Regions from separate parts of the Homo sapiens genome. Here regions 2 and 3 are each linked to region 1. Evidence: chromatin loops called from intact Hi-C (ENCODE). Cell type or tissue: PC-9. All regions are shown on one strand. Links, peaks and the distances in the headings refer to the core of each region. The heading gives the core; the rest is flanking DNA.

Region 1 (7,089 bases), core at 466-2,965:
GGCTTGAAGAGCTCACCCCCCATCTCCTCCGTTATCCCCACCCCCACACCACCCAACACACATCCTCTAGTCTGTAGGATTTGCTGACAAATTCCTATGACAGCCGGATGTGGTGCCTCACACCTGTTACCCAGCATTTTGGGAGGCCATCACTTGAGATCAGGAGTTCGAGACCAGCTTAGCCAACATGGTGAAACCCCATCTCTACAAAAGTAGCTGGGTGTGGTGGCGTGCGCTTGTAGTCCCAGCTACTAGGGAGACTGAGGCAGGAGAATCACTTGAACCCGGGAGGCAGAGGTTGCAGCGAGCCATTGCGCCATGCACTCCAGGCTGGGTGACTGACTGAGATTCTGACTCAAAAAAAAAAAAAAATCCTATGACAAGGAGAAAGGTCAGATTCCCTGGCAATGGGAGCTGAGGCATGTTCTTGAGAAGGAGGGAGGTTATAAATTAGATGGGGCTGGGTCTCAGAGAGATATAGCTACTTACATATTAAATAATGAGGCTGAGTGTGGCGTCTCACACCTATAGTCCCAGTACTTTGGGAAGCAGAGGCAGGAGGATCCCTTGAGCCTAGGAGTTTGAAACCAGCCTGGGCAACATAGGGAGATTCCATCCCTACCAAAAAAAAAATTAAAAATTAGCCAGGCATAGTGGCCTGCATCTGTGGTCCTAGCTGCTTGGGAGGCTGAGGTGGGAGGATTGCTTGAACCTGGGAGGTCAAGGTACAGTGAGCCACGATTGCACCACTGCACTCCAGCCTGGGTGACAGAGCAAGACCTTGTCTCAAAAAAAGTAATTAATTTATTTATTCAATACGTAGCTCCTGAGACAAAATGTGTGCCGTACTCTAGACCCTGCTGGTGTGCACAATTCATGGGGGATATGTGCGCTAATGGAAGTGTGGCACAGGGCAAGGGTGTCCCCAGAGAAAGCCCTAATCCAGCTTTATGGGTGGTTGTATGAGGCACAGAAGCCTTTCCTGGTTAAGGGATAAATGGATGGGGTTTCAAAGGATGAATAGGAGTTTGCCAAGGACAATGAAGCAAAGATTGACATTCTAAGCATTGGGAGTGTCCTATGCAAAATCCCAAAGTGATGTAGTAGCAAATACTTAAGCACCTACAGTGTGCCAAGCATGTTTCATGTGCTGGAGATACAGAGGAGGAGGAGACAGATGAAACCCCAGCCCTTGTGATATTGTCATCCTAGTAGGTGTGGTGGGGAGATAAACAAGTAGACACCTGCATGAATAAGACTTTCAGATTGTGGTAAACCCTGTGGAGGAAACGAAACAGGTGAAGGAACGGCGTGACTAGGAGCAGGCAGGTGCGGCTGCTTCAGGTAGGGTGGTCAGGGAAGGAGGCGGCATCTGAGCTTTGACCTCAATTTCGAGAATGAGCCAGGAATGCAGAGAGGATTTCAGGCAGAGGAAACCTTAGGGAGGCTGGCGGGTTAAATCTGCAGGGGTGTGGCTGGCCGGAGGAAGTGAGGTGTGAGACAGTCACGTTGATGGTGACAGCAGCAGTGACCGTAGCAGCCTAGAGGTGGCCGAATGCTTACTCTAATGGGCTGGCCCATCCCTGAGTGTCTAGAGTTCCCAGCCCGCTTAAGGAAGGAAGGAAAACACAGGCAGCTCTAAGTGTACGACGAGGGAGGTCTCATCGGCGGTGAGGAAGCCCAGGCGGGTCCCCTTCCCAGCTGAAAGGGGTTCGGGTAGGTTTTTCCTGGGCGTTCCTCTGAGAACAGCCAGCCCTGGTGAGAGTGCGGGGAGAGGCGCTTATGACACAGGGAGGGTGGGTCTGGGAACCAGCCTGGCAGGAGGAGGAGGGAGACTGCCGGTGGCCGGGAGCTGTTTGTTCTCTGGGAGGGATCGTGGCGGGGTGGTTTGTGCAGCCCTTTCCTGAAACCGGAGGAGCCTGGCTCCTTCCCAGGTCTCTGGGGGATGGGTCGGGGCGGGGGGTGGTGACGGGGATAGGACCCCAGACAGACTTGAGTTTGGATCCTGGGTTGGAGCCGGTGACTTCACTCTCAGCTCCCTGAACATCAGGGCCTGCCTTTCTTCCCTCCCTTCCCCTCCCCTCCCCTCCCCTTCCTTCCTTCCTTCCTTCCTTCCTTCCTTCCTTCCTTCCTTCCTTCCCTTCCTTTCCCTTCCCTCCCTCCCTTTATTCTTTTCTTTTTTTCTTTTCTTTTCTTTCTTTCTTGACAGAGTCTTGCTCTGTCGCCCAGGCTGGAGTGCAGTGGCGCGATCTCGGCTCACTGCAAGCTCCGCCTCCCGGGTTCACGCCATTCTCCTGCCTCAGCCTCCCGAGTAGCTGGGACTACAGGCACCCGCCACCGTGCCTGGCTAATTTTTTTGTATTTTTAATAGAGACGGGGTTTCACTGTGTTAGCCAGGATGGTCTCGATCTCCTGACCTCGTGATCTGCATGCCTCGGCCTCCCAAAGTGCTGGGATTACAGGCCTGAGCCACAGTGCCCGGCCTCCTCTTTCTTTTTTTGAGACAGAATCTCACTCTGTCACCCAGGCTGGAGTGCAGAGGTGTGGTCTCGGCTCACTGCAACTTCCGCCTCCCAGGCTCAAGCGATTCTCCTGCCTCAGCCTTCCGAGTAGCTGGGACTACAGGCGCGTGCCACCATGCCCAGCTAATTTTTTGGTACTTGTAGTAGAGACAGGGTTTCACCATGTTGGCCAGGCTGGTTTCAAACCCCTAATCTCCAGTGATCTGCCTGCCTTGGCCTCTCAAAGTGCTGGGATTAAAGGCGTGAGCTACCGTGCCAGGCCGTGGAGTAGCTAAACTTATCTTACACTGCTGAGGTCTCTCAAGATGTGTGTAGGGAGAGAGAGTTGGGGGGAGAGAGAGAGACAAAGGAAAAGAGGAAGAGAGAGACAGGGAGAAAGAGAGGAAGAAAGAGAAAGAGAGAAACAGGAAGAGTGAGAGGAGAAAGAGAGGAAGGGGGAGAGAAAGAGAGATGGGGGAGAAAGAGAGAGAGAGAAGGAGACACAGGAGGGGGAGAGAAAGAGGGAGAGAGCAATGAGAGAGATATGAGACAGAGAAGAGAGAGAGAGGAGACACGGAGGAGGGGGACAGAAAGAGGGAGACAGAGAGATGAGAGAGAGAAAAGACACAGATGAGGGGGAGAGAAAGAGGGAGAGAGAGATGAGAGAGAGATTGATAGCACCCAGCTAATCAATCAGTGGCTTTAGTGCCATGAGCTGGAAGGGAGGAATGGATACTGGGGAACAGTTGGTTGACTTTCCCTGGTGGGACAGCCCCTCTTTCTAGAACTACCTTTCCTATGTCCCCTGTGCTTCTCTCCAGTCCATACTCTACATCTCAGCCAGAAAAGAAGAAATTCTAAAACATGTATCTGCCCGTGACATGACCCTCCTTGGCTCAACACTCTTCAGCGGTACCCAGCGCCCTCTGAGTCAACGCCAAGCTTCCTACCATGGCATTGGAGCCGCGCTCTGGGTCCTTTTACTGATGGCTCCCGCCTCAGCCCTTCCACCCCCTCCCATACCCTGCATGCCAGCCCAGGCAGCCCTCCCTCCTCCCACAATATCTCTCATATGCATTCCTGTCCCATGCCTTCTGCTTAAGCTGTTCCCACAGCCCGGAGTCTCCTCCCTGGCTGAGGGAAATCTTGCCGGCTCACATGGCCGTGATCCCCATCATTTCCTGCAGAAAGCTTGCCCAGCTCTCCGACACGGGGACCTTCTGCCCCTCCTGAGCCCTGAGTCCCCTCCATCTTAACTGGGAGGTCACCTGTTTGCGTGGTGTCTGCTCAGCTTGCAGGCAAGGCCACCAACACCCTCCTTTCCTGTCTTTCCTTCCTACCATCCTCTCCTGTCCACCCTCTGCCTCTCCCTCCCTTCTTCTCTTCTTTCCTTCTAGTTACTGAGCCATGCATGTGTTGCATGCAGCAAGGATGAATAAAATAAAATAAACCTACAGCAATCATTCCAGTTACTATGGCCATATAACAAATTATTCTAAAACTCAGTGGCTTCAGACAAGGATCATATCTATTTTACTCAAAAACCTACCATCTGCACAGGCCTTGGTGGAGGCAGCTTATCTGTGTGCCCTTTGGTGATGGCTGGGGCTGTCAAGAAGCTGGGGCAGTGCTTGGGCTGCAAAGACTCAAATGGCTGGAGTCTGGGACCACTGGAGCTCCTTGCCCCCCTTTGCTTATCTCTACACAGCCACAGGGTCGCTAAACTTACCTTACACTGCTGAGGCCTCTTAAGATGTGTGTAGGGAAAGAGAGTTGGGGGGAGAGGGAGAGAGAGAACAGAGAGAGAGAGACACACACAAGAAGAGAGAGAGGAAGAAAGAAGGAGAGAGAGGAAGAGGAAGGGAGAGGAAGAGAGAGAGAAAGAGAAAGAGGGAGAGAGAGAGGAGAGAAAGAGACAAGAAGAGAGGAAGAAAAAAGAGGAAGAGAGGGATAGAGGAAGACAGAAGGAGGGAGAGGGAGAGAGGAAGAGAGAGGAAAGAGAAAGGAAGGGAAAGAGAGATGTGAGAGAGAGGGAGAGAGAGAGAGAAAAGAGGACAGAGGAAGAGAGAGAGGAAGAGAGAGGGAGAGAGAGGGAGAGAAGACAGAGAGGGAGAGAGGAAGAGAAAAGGAGACAGAGAGAGGAGAGATAGAGAAGAACGAGAAAGGAGAGACAGAATGTGAATGAGAATTGGGTGCCATAAACCCTCTGATGGGGAAAGCAAAGGGCATTGTGGGAGAATCCTCTCAGCACCTGGGACAGCACCCAGTGCTGATCAGGAACATGTTAACAACCAGGAAAATGGTAAAGGCGTGGACAGCCCACCTGGAGTCCAAACAGATGTTCTAACTCCCTTGGGTGTGTCTGGGAATCAGGTAGGAGATCCTCAGAGGAGGAATATGCATGCATTGTTCTCTTTATAATAACCATATTAACAGCCAGCAATGTTCTGGCACTTACTATGGATTAAGTCCTTGTTATGAATGACTTCATGCCATCCTTCCAAATTCAATGACAGGTAGCTGGGCGCAGTGGCTCACGCTTTGTAATCCCAGCACTTTGGGAGGCTGAGGCAGGTGGATCACCTGAAGCCTGGAGTTCAAAACCAGCCTGGCCAACATGGTGAAACCCCGTCTCTACTAAAAATACAAAAATCAGCCAGGTGTGGCGGCGAGCGCCTGTAATCCCAGCTACTCATGAGGCTGAGGCAGGAGAATCGCTTGAACCCAGGAGGCAGAGGTTGCAGTGAGCTGAGATTGCATCACTGCGCTCCAGCCTGGGCATCGGAGAGAGACTCTCAAACAGGAGCTGGCGAACTGTGGCGCACTGCTTATTTTTATAAATAAAGTTTTATGGGAACACAGCTGTGCTCACTTGTTTTCACATCATCTGTGGCTGCTTCCCAGCTCCTCTGGCAGAGGAGGTGCAACAGCCACTGTGTGGATCACAAAGCTGAAATTATTTACTATCTGGCTGTTTGTAGAAAAAGTTTGCTGATCTCTGTCCTGGAAGTCAATGATATTAGGATTTCAGTTTACAGAAAAGGAGAAAAAGACAGGGAAAAACAGTGTTGTTTTTTTTTCAAGGTTGAGAAAATGAACATCTGAACCAATTGCCCATGTTATTAAATGTAAACATTTATTATTATTATTTTTGAGATGGGGTCTTGCTCTGTCACCCAGCCTGGGGTGCAGTGGCACAATCACAGCTCATCATAGCCTTGACCTCCTGGGCTCAAGCAGACCTCCCACCTCAGCCTCCCAAGTAGCTGAGGGTGCAGATGCGTGCCACCAAACCTGCTAATTTTTGTATTTTTTGTAGAGATAAGGTTTTGCCGTGTTGTCCAGGCCGCTCTCAAACTCCTGGGCTCATACTATTCTCCACTTTGGCCTCCCAAAGTGCTGGGATTACAGGCATGAGCCACCATGCCCAGTCTAAAATTTTTCTTTATTTTTAGTTTGGTAAACTATGCATAAAGTAAAATGTACCATCTTAACCATTTTAAGTGTACAATTCAGTGATGTTAAGTATATTCACATTGTTGTGCAACCATCACCACCGTCCACCTTCAGGTCTTTTTTTTATTTTGCAAAACAAACTCTGTATCTATTAAAAAACAGCTTCCCGGCCGGGTGCGGTGGCTCATGCCTGTAATCCCAGCACTTTGGGTGGCCGAGGCAGGTGGATCACCTGAGGTCAGGAGTTTGAGACCAACCTGGCCAACATGGTGAAACCCCGTCTCTACTAAAAATACAAAAATTAGCCGGGTGTGGTGACACGTGCCTGTAGCCCCAGCTACTCGGGAGGCTGAGGCAGGAGAATCGCTTGAACCTAGGAGGCAGAGGTTGCAGTGAGCTGAGATCGCCCACTGCTCTCCAGCCTGGGTGACACAGTGAGACTGTCTCTCAAAAAACAAAACAAAACAAACAAACAAACAAAAACAAATCCTGTGACTTCCCAATCTCATCTCCAGCCCCCTGCAGCCACCACTCTGTTTTCTGTCTCTATGAATTTGACTCCTCCAAGTGCCTCTTATACAGCATTTGGCATTGTGTAACTGGTTTAATACGTTTGAGATGGTGAGAGCTTAAGGTCTACAGGCCTAAGGTTTTTTTTTTTTTGACAGAATTTCACTCTGTCGCCAGGCTGGAATGCAGTAGGGCAATCTCGGCTCACTGCAACCTCCACCTCCCGAGTTCAAGTGATGCTCCTGCTTCGGCCTCCTGAGTAGCTGGGACTACAGGTGAGTGCCACCACATCCAGCTAATTTTTGTATTTTTAGTAGAGACAGGGTTTCACCATGTTGGCCAGGCTGGTATCAATCTCCTGACCTCGTGATCCATCTGTCTCGGCCTCCCAAAGTGCTGGGATTACAGGCGTGAGCCACCGTGCCCGGCCATTGACTAAGGTCTTAAAATAGCTCTTCCTGCCTGTATAATCTCCATTATGGCAGGGCTCATATAAGAAGATGACAGTTCATCTGATGAGGAAGAAAACTTACTCCTAGTTAGATTGGGTTGAATTCTTCCCTGTTTCCAGCGGTGTCTGCTCCTGGCACCTCAGGCACAGTCAGGGGTAGGAGGTGGTGAT
Region 2 (7,872 bases), core at 3,413-5,912, 400 kb before region 1:
TCAAGTGATCCGCCCGCCTCGGCCTCCCAAAGTGCTGGGATTACAGGCGTGAGCCACCGCGCCTAGCCAAGAACTTCCTTTTTAAAAGATAAGTGTACCCTTTAATATGTAAGCAGGTTAGATCGCGCCACTGCACTCCAGCCTGGGCAACGGAGCAAGACTCCGTCTCCAGAAAAAAAAAAAAAAAAAAAAAACAAACCTACTGATGCTAAGAAGCTGCACGTGCCTTTGAGAAGCCCCAGCATCTCCTTAAAAGAGATATCCGTGCCCTGAAAGAGCGGGGTCCCATTTAACAAGAAGACATCCCCTTTAAAAGGCCGCGCCACACCCGTTCAGCAGGCTGGACCTCCCCTTTAAGGGGATGCTGCCACTGGAGCCCCATCTCCACTTTTGTTGAGCTAAACCAGGGATCGCTTTGAAGCAACCAGGACTCAGGAGTTTTTGCTTCAATGTCTGGGAAACGGTCACTGGCCTTTAATGAGATAACCGCCTTTTAGGGGAAAAACATTGTTTTAAGTCAGAAAGCTTCTGTAAAAATGCAAAGCCTGACCCGCCCTCTCAATGTGGCCCCTTGCCCTTTAAGAGGGCGGACCCGGCCTAGCTGGCAAATGTCGGAGGTGAAATAGTGACTCCCCTTTAAGGTACCCCTTCCGGTTTCACGCCCCCCCCCCCGCCCCACCCCCTGCAACTTCTCCGCCCTCCGGTCCCTCCCCCCACCCCCACCCCCTCCGGTCTCTCACCTGCGGCCCCAATCGGGGGAACGAGGGTGGCAGCCCCAGGACCTTCCCGCGGGGGTCGACGGGAAGGTGGGGCCCCGGCAGCGGCGGTGCAGCTGTGGGGACCGGGGAGGGGGGGCAGGGGCGCACTCCCTCCCAACGGCCCCCGGCGCGAGGCACCCAACCTTTATCGGCGGCCTCTCGCGCACACAAACCCCGACGTCGCCGTCGGTGCGTCACAACGCACGTACTCCGAGTTCCCGCCCCCGGACCCTCCCATTGGCTGTGCGAGGCCTCGTCGAGCTCGGGCGCAGGCGGTGCGCGGCATCCTGGGAGTTGTAGTTCTCCCAGTTGTGGTCGCGGACTCCAGTTGTCAGGTCTTGGGGGCCGAGGCCCCGGTGAGCCCAAGGCCAGGGACGGCCAGCTCGAGACGCGGGGTCGCAAGTTCCCCTTATTAATCCCGATTCCCTCTCATCTGCAAAAAAATCCTTCCATGCACCACGGTTGTACAAAAATCCCTCCCGTGAAGCGGGCCCCGCCCCCAGGGTGTAATCGCTCCAGCGGGAAAACGAGGCCTGGAGCGCTTCCAGTCCCTCGGTAGAGCCACGTGCTCAGGATTTTCGGGCGTGTGCTTCGTGCACGCTCATCCAGACGCTGCAGAAACCTGGTTCCTGCTGGGCAAAGGTCTGTTCTGGGAGGCTGGAATCCACAGACTCCTTGTGGGGCCTAGGGTTTTAGTGGGAGACCGAGCTGCTCCAAAGCCCCTCTCCACGCTCAACCCCCGCCCAACCCAGCGTTCCAGCCACACTGGCTTTTCTGAGGGTCATTAAACGCAGTTTCTCAACCAGAGCACTAGTGCCATTTGGGATGGATTCATTGCAGCGGGGACTGTCCTACACACTCTAGGGCCCCCACTCACTAGATGCAGGTAGCATCCCCAGCCCCGCTCCACACACCCCGTAGGAGAGCTCAGAATATCTCCAGATAGAGATTTTCGCGGTGGCTCACACCTGTAATCCCAGCACTTTGGGAGGCTGAGGCAGGCAGATCACTTGAGGTCAAGAGTTCAAGACCAGCCTGGCCAACATGGTGAAACCCCGTCTCTACTAAAAATACAAAAATTAGCCGGGCATGGTGGCAGGCACCTGTAACCCCAGCTACTCAGGAGGCTGAGGCAAGAGGATCGCTTGAGCCCAGGAGTCGGAGGTTGCAGTGAGCCAAGATCGTGCCACTGCACTCCAGCCAGGGTGACAGAGTGAGACTCTGTGTTAAAAAAAAAAAACAACAACAACAAAAAGAATATCTCCAGACATTGCCACATGTTCACTAGTTGAGAGCCACTGCTCAAAGGCAGTACCCTCAGCTTGAAGACCATTCTGCATGCTGTTTCTCAGGCCAGAAGGCCCTTCTACCCTTAACCCATCCCTGCCCAGCAAGATCCCACTGGAAAGCCTCCTGTGCTAGGTGGTGTCCCTCTTACATGCTCAGCGACATTTATCTATGTCCCATGACAGCGAGGACCTTTCGTGTCTTTGCTGCCCAGGTATTCCAAACAACCAGCATGGGCCCTGATGGAGAAGCAGACGGTACTTGTTTGTTGAATGAGTGGATTTTTCCAGCCTCCCACACCGTTTCCCAAGTCCACAAGCAGGCTGGAACTCAGGGCTGATCTGCGGTGGTGTGGACCCACCCCTACCTTACAGGGTCTTGGTGCTGATGTCTCCGTGCATTCGTGCGTGTAAAAACCCTTGGCATCCAGCTCAGCCCAACATTCCTTTCACGTCAGCATTAACCACACAAAGCGGCTGCCATGCAGGGTGGAGACGTGGATGGGAATGCACTGCCCAGCTGGCTGCCAGGCTAGGAAAGCCCAGAGGTGCGGATCCCACTTCCGTCCCCCTTGCCTCGGGCCATTTTGGTCTCTGCAGTAGTGAAAGGGGCCCTCAGCTCAGCCCCCCTCATTTACCTGCCCACGCAGAGGCATTACAAAAGGGATGGGACACCCAGCCTGGGCAGTACAGCAAGACCTCATTTCTACAAAAAATAAGCTTCCTGTGGTGTACATACCTGTAGTCCCAGCTACTCAGGAAGCTGAGGTGAGGGGATCGCTTGAGCCTGGGAGGTTAAGTCTGCAGTGAACCGAGATTGTACCACTGCACTCCAGCCTGGACAAGAGAGCGAGACCCTCTCAAAAAAAAAGAAAGAGAGATTGGCATGGCTAAGACTGGCTCTTACTCTCCTTAACATTCCCCACTTTGCAGCCAGAAGGTGAACAAAGGTTTTGAAGTCAATGGCCTTGGGCAACCTGCTGTCTCTGAAAAGGTGGTGTGGATTCAACAGGTTTGTTTTCAGAACAGCCTCGCAGCCCCTTGGAGACAGTGACCGGAGGAAACTCAGGCCAGCCTTGTGTCCAGCACTTTCCAGGCCAAGGAGGAGTCTCAGGGACCCAGATGGGGAGGTGGGGTTGTCTCCTAACCCCCCGGAACATCTGTGTAGCCCTTCAAGGGATGTTGTCAGGTCCCTCATGCTGACAAGTAAACAGAATCAGCTGGGTGCAGTGGCTCATGCCTGTAATCCCAGGCCTTTGGGAGGCTGAAGCAGGCGGATCACAAGGTCAGGAGTTCGAGACCAGCTTGGCCAGCGTGGTGAAACCCCCCCCCAACTCTACTAAAAATACAAAAATCAGCCAGGCATGGTGGCGCGTGCCTGTAGTCCCAGCTACTCAGGAGGCTGAGGCAGGAGAATTGCTTGAACCCAGGAGGCAGAGGTTTGCAGTGAGCCGAGATCGTGCCACAGCACTCCAGCCTGGGCGACAGAGCAAGACTCCATCTCAAACAAACAAACAGACAAAAACAGAATCAAATAGCCAAAAACATGGATAAGATCACACAGAATCCTCAGCTGCAGCTGTTCCAGGCCCAGCAGCGCTCCCACCCACAGTCCAGACCAGGGCTCCACCCCAGGTCCTGCCCTGGGAGCTGGGTCATAGCAATGTGGAGGGGGAAAACCAATAAAAAACTCACCATCCCAGTGAGCTCACAAAACCTCCCAGGGCATGCAGTGGTAACAAAGAAGACAGACTACCCGCTGCTCAGTGCTGCAGGGAAAAGCCCAGCGGGGGATAAAGCTCCAGGGCAGCAAGGGGACCTCCAGAGCCTCAAACGCAGGACCAAGCAGACGCGCGGATGCACACCCCTGCACCCCTGCAGGCCCCAGACGTTTCTGTTTCTGGCCAACAACACCCCGCACCAGGTGTTTTGGGGGCACGGTTCCCCCCACCCCAACTAGATCAGCCTCCTTGCCCAGCCTCAGACTCTGAGCCCTGCCCCCTGCCAGCCAGGTAAACCATTCAGCCCCTCTAGGTACCCACCCTTTCCTGGGGACTGTGCTGTCACTTCCGCCCAGAGGCCCTGCACGCACTTGGGAGATTCTTCTCCATCCACCCCCATCCCAGGAGGATCAGCCGAAGGCTTTAGAAGGGACCTGCCACTCCCTTTCCCTCCCTCTCCAGAAAGTGGGGTCAGGGAGTGAAGGAGGGATCTGGAGTAATGACTGGATTCCCAGGGCCAGCGATGAAAAATAAAACGTCCTTTTCCAAACAAGTCGGGTAAGGAACCAGAGATGCATTTTAGGTTGAAGGCGGAGGGGACGGGCAAAGGGAGTCACCGGTTGCCGGCCATCCCCCGGAACAGGGGACCCAGGGGGCAGGCCCTTGCCTCCCACAGACTCAGGATGCTTCCTTCTTTTTTTTGGAAACAGAGTCCCATTCTATTGCCCAGGCTGGAGTACAATGGCACAATCTTGGCTCACTGCAACCTCGGCCTCCCGGGTTCAAATGATTCTCCTGCCTCAGCCTCCTGAGTAGCTGAGATTACAGGCATTTGCCACTATGCCCAGCTAATTTGGCTGGTCTTGAACTCCTGACCTCAGATGATCCACCCGCCTCGGTCTCCCAAAGTGTTCAGATTACAGGCGGGATCCACCGCACCTGGCCAGGATGCTCCCTTCTGACATCTCTTAAGGCCCCCGTGGCAGCCCCAGCCGGCCCCAAGCTAACGGGCCTCTCCACTCAGAAGGGGTGTGATCCCCATTTCACAGTGGGGTAAGGCAAGGCCCTCTGAAGTCTCATGGCCAAGCCACAGAACCAGGAAGTGATGTAGTGTCCTGTAACCAGGAAGGAATTCCTACAGCCCAGAAGTGGTTGGACCAGGAATGTGCCCAACCCCAGAGTCCACCCACTTCCAAGGCCTATCGAGCAGGTCTCACATGCACGGTCAGGCACTCATGGAGGCTGCCCAGGACATGGGAGCCAGGGGAGACTCCTCGTGCAGCCTGGGGGAAACCAGGGCAGACTCCCTGGAGGAAGCAACAATATACAGGGTTCCATCTGTACAGGTAAAACCTTCCTCACGCAGCCTGGGGGAAACCAGGGCAGACTCCCTGGAGGAAGCAACAATATACAGGGTTCCATCTGTACAGGTAAAACCTTCCTGACGCAGCCTGGGGGAAACCAGGGCAGACTCCCTGGAGGAAGCAACAATATACAGGGTTCCATCTGTACAGGTAAAACCTTCCTGACGCAGCCTGGGGGAAACCAGGGCAGACTCCCTGGAGGAAGCAACAATATACAGGGTTCCATCTGTACAGGTAAAACCTTCCTCACGCAGCCTGGGGGAAACCAGGGCAGACTCCCTGGAGGAAGCAACAATATACAGGGTTCCATCTGTACAGGTAAAACCTTCCTCCATTTTAAGTGCAAAAACGGACAGGGACAGATGCATGCTAAATTTCCTCCCTAAGAGTGGCTGCTACCTTCTACGATGACCCCCAGGGACCCGTGCCCTTGTGTGAGTGCCTTTGCATCATGTGGATGTGATGGTTATGTGATATGGTGAAGGCAAGGGGGGTCTTGGCAGATGCAATCAAGGATCCTGAGGCCAGGCGCGGTGGCTTACATCTGTAATCCCAGCACTTTGGGAGGCCAAGGCGGGTGGATGACCTGAGGTCAGGAGTTTGAGACCAGCCTGGCCAACATGGTGAAACCCCATTTCTACTAAAAATACAAAAAATCAGCAGGGCATGGTGGCAGGGCACCTGTAATCCCAGCTACTTGGGAGGCTGAGGCAAGAGAATCGCTTGAACCCGGGAGGCGGAGGTTGCAATGAGCTGAGATCGCACCACTGCACTCCAGGCTGGGCAACAAGAGCGAAACTCTGTCTCATTAAAAAAAAAAAAAATAGGATCCTGATTAGTGGACTTTGAGTTCATCAAGGGGAAAAGTGACGGTTAAATTTTATGCATGTACTGAACTGGGCCGCGGGATGCGCGGGTACCTGGTTAAACGTGATTCTGGGTGTGTCCGTGACAGTGTTTCCGGAAGAGATTAATTGGTAGCGTGAGCCAAGCAGGCAGCCTCCCGCAGGGTGGGTGGGCCTCAGCCTCAGGGGAAGGTGGAACTCCATCCCTGCCCTCAGGCTTGAGCTGTAGCATCAATCTTCTCCTGCCCTCGGGCCTCCTGGTCCTCCAGCCTTCAGACTCACACTGGAATCTACTCCATCAGCTCCTGGTTCTCAGGCCCTCCAACTACACCACTGGCTTTTCTGGTTCTCCAGTTTGCAGACAGCAAACATGGGGCTTCTTGGCCTCCATAATCACATGAACCAATACCTTCTAATCACTCTCTTTCTGGAGAGATGTATCTATATTGTTGTAGCTATTCATATCTATCGCTATCCTCATAGATCAATCTATGGATAAATAGATGGATGTATAGGTTGATTGATGGGTGGATAGACAGACATAGCCTATTGATTCTGTTTCTCTGGAGAACCCTGACTAATACAGGAAGATTACCCTGGGTGGATCTGACCTAGTCAGTGGAGCTCTTTAAAGCTGGACCTAGAGATCAAAGATGGGAAGCACTGAGGTTCTCCTGCTGGCCGTGAACCCAGGGCTCCATGCCTTCCTCAGAAGCACGGAAATGAGGCCGGGCGCGGTGGCTCACGCCTGTAGTCCTAGCACTTTGGGAGGCCGAGGCGGGCGGATCACGAGGTCAGGAGATCGAGACCATCCTGGCTAACACGGTGAAGCCCCGTCTCTACTAAAAATACAAAAAATTAGCCGGGCGTGGTGGCGGGCGCCTGTAGTCCCAGCTACTCGGGGGTCTGAGGCAGGAGAATGGCATGAACCCAGAAGGCGGAGCTTGCAGTGAGCCGAGATCGCGCCACTGCACTCCAGCCTGGGCGACAGAGTGAGACTCCGTCTCAAAAAAAAAAAAAGAAGCACGGAAATGGATGCTGCTATGTAAACCTGGGAGCGGACCCCAACCTCAGATGAGACCACAGCCCTGGGTCACTCGAGGATTGCAGCGATCCTGACCAGAGGACCAAGATAAACCACGGTGCTGGACTCCTGGCCACGGAACTGTGAGATAATGAATGTACGTTGTTTAAAGCCATTGCATCAGTGGCTATTTCTTACACAGCGTAGAGAGCGAATACACTCATTATATATATGAGTCTGCTGGGACCCCCATAGCAAAGTCCCACACTGAGTGGCCCCAACAACAGAAACTTATTTTCTCCCGGTTCTGGATACAGAAGTCCGCGGTCAAGGTGTCGGGAGGGTTGCTTTCCCCCGAGGCCTCTCCCCTTGGCTTGCAGACGCTTGTCTTCCTTGTGGAGCCTCCATGGTGGCCCCTCTGTGTGTGTCTGTGTCCTAATCTCTTCTGTAAGGACACCAGTCAGATTGCATTAGGGCCCACCCTAATGGCCTTGTTTAACTTAATTGCCTCCCCTCCCCTCCCTTCTCCTTTCCTCTCCTCTCTTTTCTTTTCTTTTCTTTCTTTTTTTTTTTGAGACGGAGTCTCGCTCTGTCGCCCAGGCTGGAGTGCAGTGGCCCGATCTCGGCTCACTGCAAGCTCCGCCTCCTGGGTTCACGCCATTCTCCTGCCTCAGCCTCCCAAGTAGCTGGGACTACAGGCGCCCGCCACCAAGCCCGGCTAATTTTTTGTATTTTTAGTAGAGATGGGGTTTCACTGTGTTAGCCAGGATGGTCTCGATCTCCTGACCTTGTGATCCGCCCGCCTCAGCCTCCCAAAGTGCTGGGATTACAGGCTGAGCCACCGCGTCCGGCCCCTTTTCTTTTCTTTCATCGA
Region 3 (7,872 bases), core at 1,964-4,463, 120 kb after region 1:
ATTCTCCTGCCTCAGCCTCCCGAGTAGCTGGGACCACAGGCGCCCACGACCTCCTGGCTAACTTTTGTATTTTTTGTAGAGATGGGGTTTCGCCATGTTAGTCAGGCTGGTCTGACCTCAAATGATTCACCCACCTCAGCTTCCCAACATGCTGGGCTTACAGCCACTGTGCTCAGTCGAAATTCTGTATATTTGATCAAGAAGAGGTTTCATCATGTTGTCCAGGCTGGTCTGGAACTCTTGAACTCAAGCAATCCACCTACCTGGGCTGCCCAAAGTTCGGGGATTCCAGGCATGTGCCACCATGCCTGGCCCAAGGCTGCTCTTCCTAAAGAAGAAAATTATTCCAATGATTTTATTTATTTATTTTTGAGACGGAGTTTCACTCTTGTTGCCCAGGCTGGAGTGCAATGGCATGATCTTGGCTCACTGCAACCTCTGCCACCCGGGTTCAAGTGATTCTCCTGCCTCAGCCTCCTGAGTAGCTGGGATTACAGGCACGCACCACCACACCCAGCTAATTTTTTTGTATTTTAGTAGAGACGGGGTTTCTCCATGTTGGTCAGGCTGGTCTCAAACTTCGGACCTCAGGTGATCCGCCAGCCTTGGCCTCCCAAAGTGCTGGGATTGCAGGCGTGAGCCACCGCGCCCGGCCACCAATGATATTTTTTAAAAGCAAGTAAGGACGAGCTGGGCATGGTGGGTTCTTGAATCTCATACCAGAAAGAATTCAGGGCGAGACTATGGAGTAAAGTGGAAGCAAGCTTATTAGGAAAGTGAAGGAGTAAAAGAATAGCTACTCCATAGACAGCAGCCCATAGGGCTGCTAGTTGCCCTTATTTTTTTTGAGATGGAGTTTTGCTCTTGTCGCCCAGGCTGGAGTGCAGTGGCGTGATCTTGGCTCACTGAAACCTCTGCCTTGAATCACTTCAGTTCAAGTGATTCTCCTGCCTCAGCCTCCTGAGTAGCTGGGATTACAGGTGCCTGCCATCACGTCTGGCTAATTTTTGTATTTTTAGTAAGAGATGGGGTTTCACCATGTTGGCCAGGCTGATCTTGACCTCCTGAGCTCAGGTGATATGCCCGCCTCGGCCTCCCAAAGTGTTGGGATTACAGGCGTAAGCCACCACGTCCGGCCTCGGTTGCCCTTTTTTTTTTTTTTTTTTTTTTTTGAGACGGAGTCTCGCTCTTTCACCAGGCCAGAGTGCAGTGGCACTATCTCGGCTCACTGCAAGCTCCGCCTCCTGGGTTCAGGCCATTCTCCTGCCTCAGCCTCCCGAGTAGCTGGGACTACAGGCGCCCGCCACCGCACCCAGCTAATTAGTTGTATTTTTTTTTAGTAGAGATGGGATTTCACCGTGTTAGCCAGGATGGTCTCAATCTCCTGACCTCATGATCCACCCGCCTCGGCCTCCCAAAGTGCTGGGATTACAGGCGTGACCACCGCGCCCGGCCGGTTGCCCATTTTTATGGTTATTTCTATGGATATGCTAAACAAGGGGTGGATTATTCATGCCTCCCCTTTTTAGACAGCATAGGGTAACTTCCTGACATTGCCATGGCATTTGTAAACTGTCATGGGGCTGCTGGGAGTGGAGCGGTGAGGACAACCAGAGGTTACTCTCGTCACTATCTTGGTTTTGATGGAGTTTGACTGGATGCTTTATTTATTTTTATTTATTTTTTATTTTTTTGAGACGGAGTCTCGCTCTGTCACCCAGGCTGGAGTGCAGTGGCGCGATCTCCGCTCACTGCAAGCTCCATCACCCGGGTTCACGCCGTTCTCCTGCCTCAGCCTCCCGAGTAGCTGGGACTACAGGCGCCCGCCACCACGCCCAGCTAATTTTTTGTATTTTTTTTTTTTAGTAGAGATGGTTTCACCGTGTTAGCCAGGATGGTCTCAATCTCCTGACCGTGTGATCCACCCGCCTCAGCCCCCGAAAGTGCTGGGATTACAGGTGTGAGCCACCGCGCCCGGCCTGGCTGGATTCTTTATTGCTAAGGGAGGAGACCACCCCTCATATTGTCTTATGCCCAATTTCCACCTCCAAAGAAAGAAAAAGTAAAAACTAAAAGGCAGAAATGAAATCCACAAGCAGACAGCCCCGCGCCCCAGGAATGAAATCCACAAGCAGACAGCCCCGCGGCCCAGGAATGAAATCCACAAGCAGACAGCCCGGCGCCACACCCTGGGCCTGGTAGTTAAAGATTGACCCCTGACCTAATCGGTTATCTATAGATTACAGACATTGTATAGAAAAGCACTGTGAAAATCCCTATCCTGTTTTGTTTGGATCTGATTACCAGTGCATGCAGCCCCCAGTCACGTACCCCCTGCTTGCTCAGTCGATCACGACCCTCTCACGCACACCCCCTTAGAGTTGTGAGCCCTTAAAAGGGACAGGAATTGCTCACTTGGGGATCTCGGCTCTTGAGACGGGAGTCTTGCCGATGCCCCTGGCCGGATAAACCCCTTTCTTCTTTAACTCGGTGTCTGAGGAGTTTTGTCTGTGGCTGGTCCTGCTACATTGCTACCTGTGTTATCAGCAAGGTCCTTATGACCTGTATCTTGTGCTGACTTATCTCATCCTGTGACTTAGAATGCTTTTTTTTTTCTTTTTACTGCAACCTCCGCCTCCCCGGCTCAAGCGATTCTCCTGCCTCAGCCTCGCAAGTAGGTGGGATTACAGGCACGAGCCACCACGCCTGACTAATTTTTGTATTTTCAGTAGAGACGGGGTTTCACCGTGTTGGCCAGGCTGGTCTCAAACTCTACTTCGGGTAATCCACCCGCCTCGGCCTCCCAAAGTGCTGGGCCACCGTGCCTGTCATTTTTGTTTTTTTTGGAGAATGCCTTAACTGTCTGGGAATGCAGCCCGGTAGGTCTCAGCCTTATTTTAGTCAGCTCCTATTCAAGATGGAGTTGCCCTGGTTACACGCCTCTGACAGTAGGTCCGTTGCCCAATGCACGCTGTGAGTCAATTTGCCGGGTCACTGTGTTGCAGAAGAGAAGGAAGTTTAATCACAGGGCTGAGGAATGAGGAGATGGGAGGAAACCTCCAATCCATCTCCCCCAGAAGTTTGGGTCTAGGGTTTTTTTTTTTTTTGAGATGGAGTTTTGCTTTGTCACCCAGGCTGGAGTGCAGTGGCAGGATCTTTGCTCACTGCAACCTCCGCCTCCCAGGTTCAAGTAATTCTCTTGCCTCAGCCTCCTGAGTAGCTGGGGTTACAGGCACCCGCTACCACGCCCGACTAATTTTTTGTGTTTTTAGTAGAAACGGGGTTTCACTATGTTGGCCAGGCTGGTCTTGAACTCTTGACCTCAGGTGATTCACCTGCCTTGGCCTCCCAAAGTGCTGGAGTTACAGGTGTGAGCCTCTGCACCCGGCCGGGGCTAGGGTTTTTAAGTGTTTTGGTGTGGGCCAGAGTGTGGCCATGCTGACTGCTGGCGGAGACAGGGGCATGAAGACGCAGTGTTCTCATGCTGATCCCATTCCTCACTGGGGTCTTCAAACTGGTTAGTGTCAGCTATTTGGCTGGAATTCAAGGTCTGAAAAACATCTGAAACCATCCTTAAACAAAAGCCTTATAATTCTAATGTCCCAGAGTTTATCTGTAGGAACCGTGCAGATACAAATTTGTCTAATGGGGCCGGGCGCGGTGGCTCACGCCTGTAATCCCAGCACTTTGGGAGGCCTAGGCGGGAGGATCACGAGGTCAGGAGATCGAGACCATCCTGGCTAACATGGTGAAACCGCGTCTCTACTAAAAATACAAAAAAAATTAGCCAGGCATGGTTGCAGGCACCTGTAGTCCCAGCTATTCGGGAGGCTGAGGCAGGAGAATTGTGTGAACCCGGGAGGCGGAGCTTGCAGTGAGCAGAGATTGCGCCACTGCCCTCCAGCCTGGGCGACAGAGCGAGACTCCGTCTCAAAAAAAAAAAAAAATTCGTCTAATGACCCTGCTGTCAGAAATCCTATCTACAGCAATGATGAGGAGGCAAAAGTGCAGTGTCTAGAGCCACGTGATACACAGCAGCCAGGATGTGGGCCAGAGTGCAGCCTGATTCACATTTTTTCATTTTTATTTTTTTTACTAAAAGTGGGTTTTCATTTTTTGTTTTGTTTTTGTTTTTGTTTTTTGTTTTTTGAGATGGAGTCTCACTCTGTTGCACCCAGGCTGGAGTGCAGTCGTGCGACCTCGGCTCACTGCAACCTCTGCCTCTGCCTCCCGGGTTCAAACAATTCTGCCTCAGCCTCTCGAGTAGCTGGGATTACAGGCGTTGAACTACCATGCCCCGCTAATTTTTGTATTTTTGTAGAGACGCAGTTTCACCATGCTGGCTGGGCTGGTCTCAAACTCCTGACCTTAAGTGATCCATCTGCCTCAGCCTCCCAAAGTGCTGGGATTACAGGCCTGAGCCACTGTGCCTGGTCTACAAAGGATATTTTTGTGGGGAAAAGAAAGAGAGATCAGATTGTAACTGTGTCTGTGTAGAAAGAAGTAGACACAGGAGACTTCATTTTGTTCTGTACTAAGACAAATTCTTCTGCCTTGAGATGCTGTTAATCTATGACCTTACCCCCAACCCTGTGCTCTCTGAAACATGTGCTGTGTCCACTCAGGGTTAAATGGATTAAGGGCTGTGCAAGATGTGCTTTGTTAAACAAATGCTTGAAGGCAGCATGCTCCTTAAGAGTCATCACCACTCCCTAATCTCAAGTACCCAGGGACACAAACACTGCGGAAGGCCGCAGGGACCTCTGCCTAGGAAAGCCAGGTATTGTCCAGGGTTTCTCCCCATGTGATAGCCTGAAATATGGTCTCATGGGAAGGGAAAGACCTGACCGTCCCTCAGCCCGACACCAGTAAAGGGTCTGTGCTGAGGCGGATTAGTAAAAGAGGAAGGAACACCTCTTTGCAGTTGAGACAAGAGGAAGGCATCTGTCTCCTGCTCGTCCCTGGGCAATGGAATGTATGGGTGTAAACCCCGATTGTATATTCCATATACTGAGATAGGGGAAAACCGCCTTAGGGCTGGAGGTGGGACATGCGGGCAGCAATACTGCTCCGTAAGGCATTGAGATGTTTATGTGTATGCATATCTAAAGCACAGCACTTAGTTCTTTACCTTGTCTATGATGCAGAGACCTTTGTTAACGTGTTTATCTGCTGACCTTCCCTCCACTATTATCCTATGACCCTGCCACATCCCCCTCTCTGAGAAACACCCCAAAATGATCAATAAATACTAAGGGAACTCAGAAGCTGGCGGGATCCTCCATATGCTGAATGCTGGTCCCCTGGGTCCCCTTATTTCTTTCTCTATACTTTGTCTGTGTCTCTTTCTTTTCCAAGTCTCTCCTTCCACCTAACGAGAAATGCCCACAGGTGTGGAGGGGCAACCCGCCCTTTCATATTTTAAAGGATACAAATGAACAGCCAAGGAAGAGATGCGTAGGGGGAGGTTTAGAGGAGTCCGAAGTGCAGGAGCTTCTGTCCCTGTGGACCTGGGGTGCACCACAGTCCTGGCACACGAATGCACCCGGGTTCACCAACCAGGAAGCTCTTCTGAACTCTTTCCTGGTTTTTTTTTTTTTTGAGACAGTCTAACTCCGTCACCCAGGCTGGAGTGCAGTGGCGCTATCTCAGCTCACTGCAGCCTCTGTCTCCTGCGTTCAAGTGATTCTCATGCCTCAGCCTCCTGAGTAGCTGGGTCTACAGGTGCACTCCACCACGCCTGGCTAATTTTTTATTTTTTGTAGAGCCAGGGTCTTGCTATTTTGTCCAGACTGGCCTAGAATTCTTGGGCTCAAGCAATCCTCCCATCTAGGCCTCCCAAAGCGTTGGGATTACGGGCATGAGCCACAGGACACCCGGCCCAAACCCTTTTCTTTTGGGGTTTATGGAGGATTCCTTAGGTGGGCAATGCTGATCACATAGCTGGCAGTTCATAATCAATTCAACCTTCAGCCCCTCTCCCCTCCCTGGAGGCCACTTGGAGCCTGGGGCTGAAAGTTCCCAATGTCTAATCACTGACGGTTTCTTTGGCAGCCAGTCCCTCGCACTTGTGGGGTTATCTAGGGGCTTTCCAAAAGTCACCTCATTTACATAAACTCAGGTGTGGTTGCAGGGCCTGGGTATGTATAACAAGAGATACCTCTTTCATGTTTATCTCTCCATAGCTGCTCTAGGACTAAAGGCCAAATGTTTTAACAAAATATACTCTCTCTCTCTTTTTGTCAGCTAGAATATAATTTATTTTTATTGTTTTTATTTTCTTTTTCTTCAGAGAGGGAGTCTCGCCATATTGCCCAGGCTGGTCTTGAACTCCTGGACTCAGGCAGTCCTCCCGCCTCAGCCTCCCAAAGTGCTGGGATTACATTCATGAACCACTGCGCCTGGCCATCTTTTTTTTTTTTTTTTAAAGATGGAGTCTCTGTCGCCCAGGCTGGAGCGCAGTGGTGCAATCTCGGCTCACGGCAACCTCCAACTCCCAGGTTCAATCAATTCTTACGCCTCAGCCTCCTGAGTAGCTGGGATTACAGGTGCACACCACCATGCCTGGCTAATTCTTTATTTTTAGTAGCCAGGGGTTTTTTGCCATGTTGCCCAGGTTGGTCTCGAACTGCTGACCTCAGATGATCCACCTGCCTCAGCCTTCCAAAGTGCAGGGATTACAGGTGTGAGCCACCATGCCAGGCCTCCATAGTGCCTATTTCTATAGATGGCATGCTGCAACTGATATATACATCTTCATTTGTGGGACCATTTGCTTCCATTAAATTAACAGTTTAAACTACCAAAATTCTGTGCTGAATGCTTTCCACAACATACACTGTTTTATTTAAAAACAATTTTAGGCCAGGTGCGGTGGCTCATGCCTGTAATCACCTGACATCAGGAGTTTGAGACCAGCCTGACCAATATGGTGAAACCCTGTCTCTACTAAAAATACAAAAAATTAGTTGGGCATGGTGGCATGTGCCTGCAGTCCCAGCTACTTGGGAAGCTGAGGCATCAGAATTGCTTGAACCTGGAAGGCAGAGGTTGCAAGAATGGAGATTGCACCACTGCACTCCAGCCTGGGCCACAGAGCAAGACTCCATCCAAAAAAAAAAATTAAATATCAGTTATCTATTTATTTTTTTGAGACTGGGTCTCACTCTGTGGCCTAGGCTGGAGTGAGATGGCCAGTCACAGCTCACTGCAGCCTCAAACTCCTGAGCTCAGGTGATCCTCCCACCTCAGCCTCCTGAATAGCTGGGATTACAGGTGCAGCCCATCATGTATGGCTAATTTTTTTGTTTTTGTTTTTGAGACAGTCTTGCTCTTGTCACCCAGGCTGGAGTGCAATGGCGTGATCGTGCCTCACTCACCCTCCACCTCCCTAGTTCAAGTGATTGTCCTGTCTCAGCCTCCCGAGTAGCTGGGATTACAGGCACCTGCCACCACACCTGGCTAATTTTTTGTATGTTTAGTAGAGACAGAGTTTCACCACGTTGGCCAGTCTGGTCTCCAACTCCTGACCTCAGGTGATCCACCCGCCTCGGCTTCCCAAATTGCTGGGACTACAGGCATGAGCTACCACGCCCAGCCTATGCATGGCTAATTATTAAATATTTTTGAAGAGATGGCATCTTGCTATGTTGCCTAGGCTGGTATCAAACTCCTGGCCCCTAGGGATCCACTGGCCTAGGCCTCTCAGCCTGCTGGGATTTATAGGCAGGAGGCACCACAGTTGGCCACAAAGTAGACTTATTGTATTTGTAACTTAGGAAGTCACGGGAGTTTTTGTCCTCTTTTTTTTTAATTTTTATTTATTTTTGTTTAATTTTTTTTCTCTACAAGAGTTTTTAAAGCTGGGAGCCA

The links. Peaks named below come from ENCODE experiments on the same cell type or tissue, not always from the same donor. Only the 100,000 strongest peaks of a DNase experiment are listed, where the experiment ranks them.
Region 2: a loop joins it to region 1, with 2.6 times the contacts of the local background. A loop is called at or near these places in 2 of 110 quality-filtered maps.
Region 3: it touches region 1 in a loop (2.7-fold over the local background); 1 of 110 quality-filtered maps calls a loop at or near these places.

The regions. Positions count from the first base shown.
Region 1 is chr19:55,063,949-55,071,037 of GRCh38, reverse strand. It overlaps a transcript of RDH13 not described here. Among named protein-coding and RNA genes, the nearest start is that of RDH13, 4.3 kb to the right of the region's middle. RefSeq lists a silencer at 4,680-4,880. In PC-9, for the core only: a CTCF peak has its summit at 1,627; DNase peaks (open chromatin) are centred at 1,377 and 1,807; H3K4me3 peaks cover 1,528 bases; H3K27ac peaks cover 2,457 bases.
Region 2 is chr19:55,469,676-55,477,547 of GRCh38, reverse strand. ZNF628 (zinc finger protein 628) reads right to left here and starts at 931. Exons shown (of 3, transcript NM_033113.3): 1 at 741-931. RefSeq lists silencers at 210-533, 666-865. In PC-9, for the core only: no CTCF peak of the experiment used is centred there; a DNase peak (open chromatin) is centred at 4,927; H3K4me3 peaks cover 1,608 bases; H3K27ac peaks cover 1,670 bases.
Region 3 is chr19:54,947,829-54,955,700 of GRCh38, reverse strand. It overlaps a transcript of NLRP7 not described here. Among named protein-coding and RNA genes, the nearest start is that of NLRP7, 4.2 kb to the right of the region's middle. RefSeq lists enhancers at 3,009-3,698, 4,389-5,079. In PC-9, for the core only: no CTCF peak of the experiment used is centred there; a DNase peak (open chromatin) is centred at 2,960; H3K4me3 peaks cover 880 bases; H3K27ac peaks cover 1,727 bases.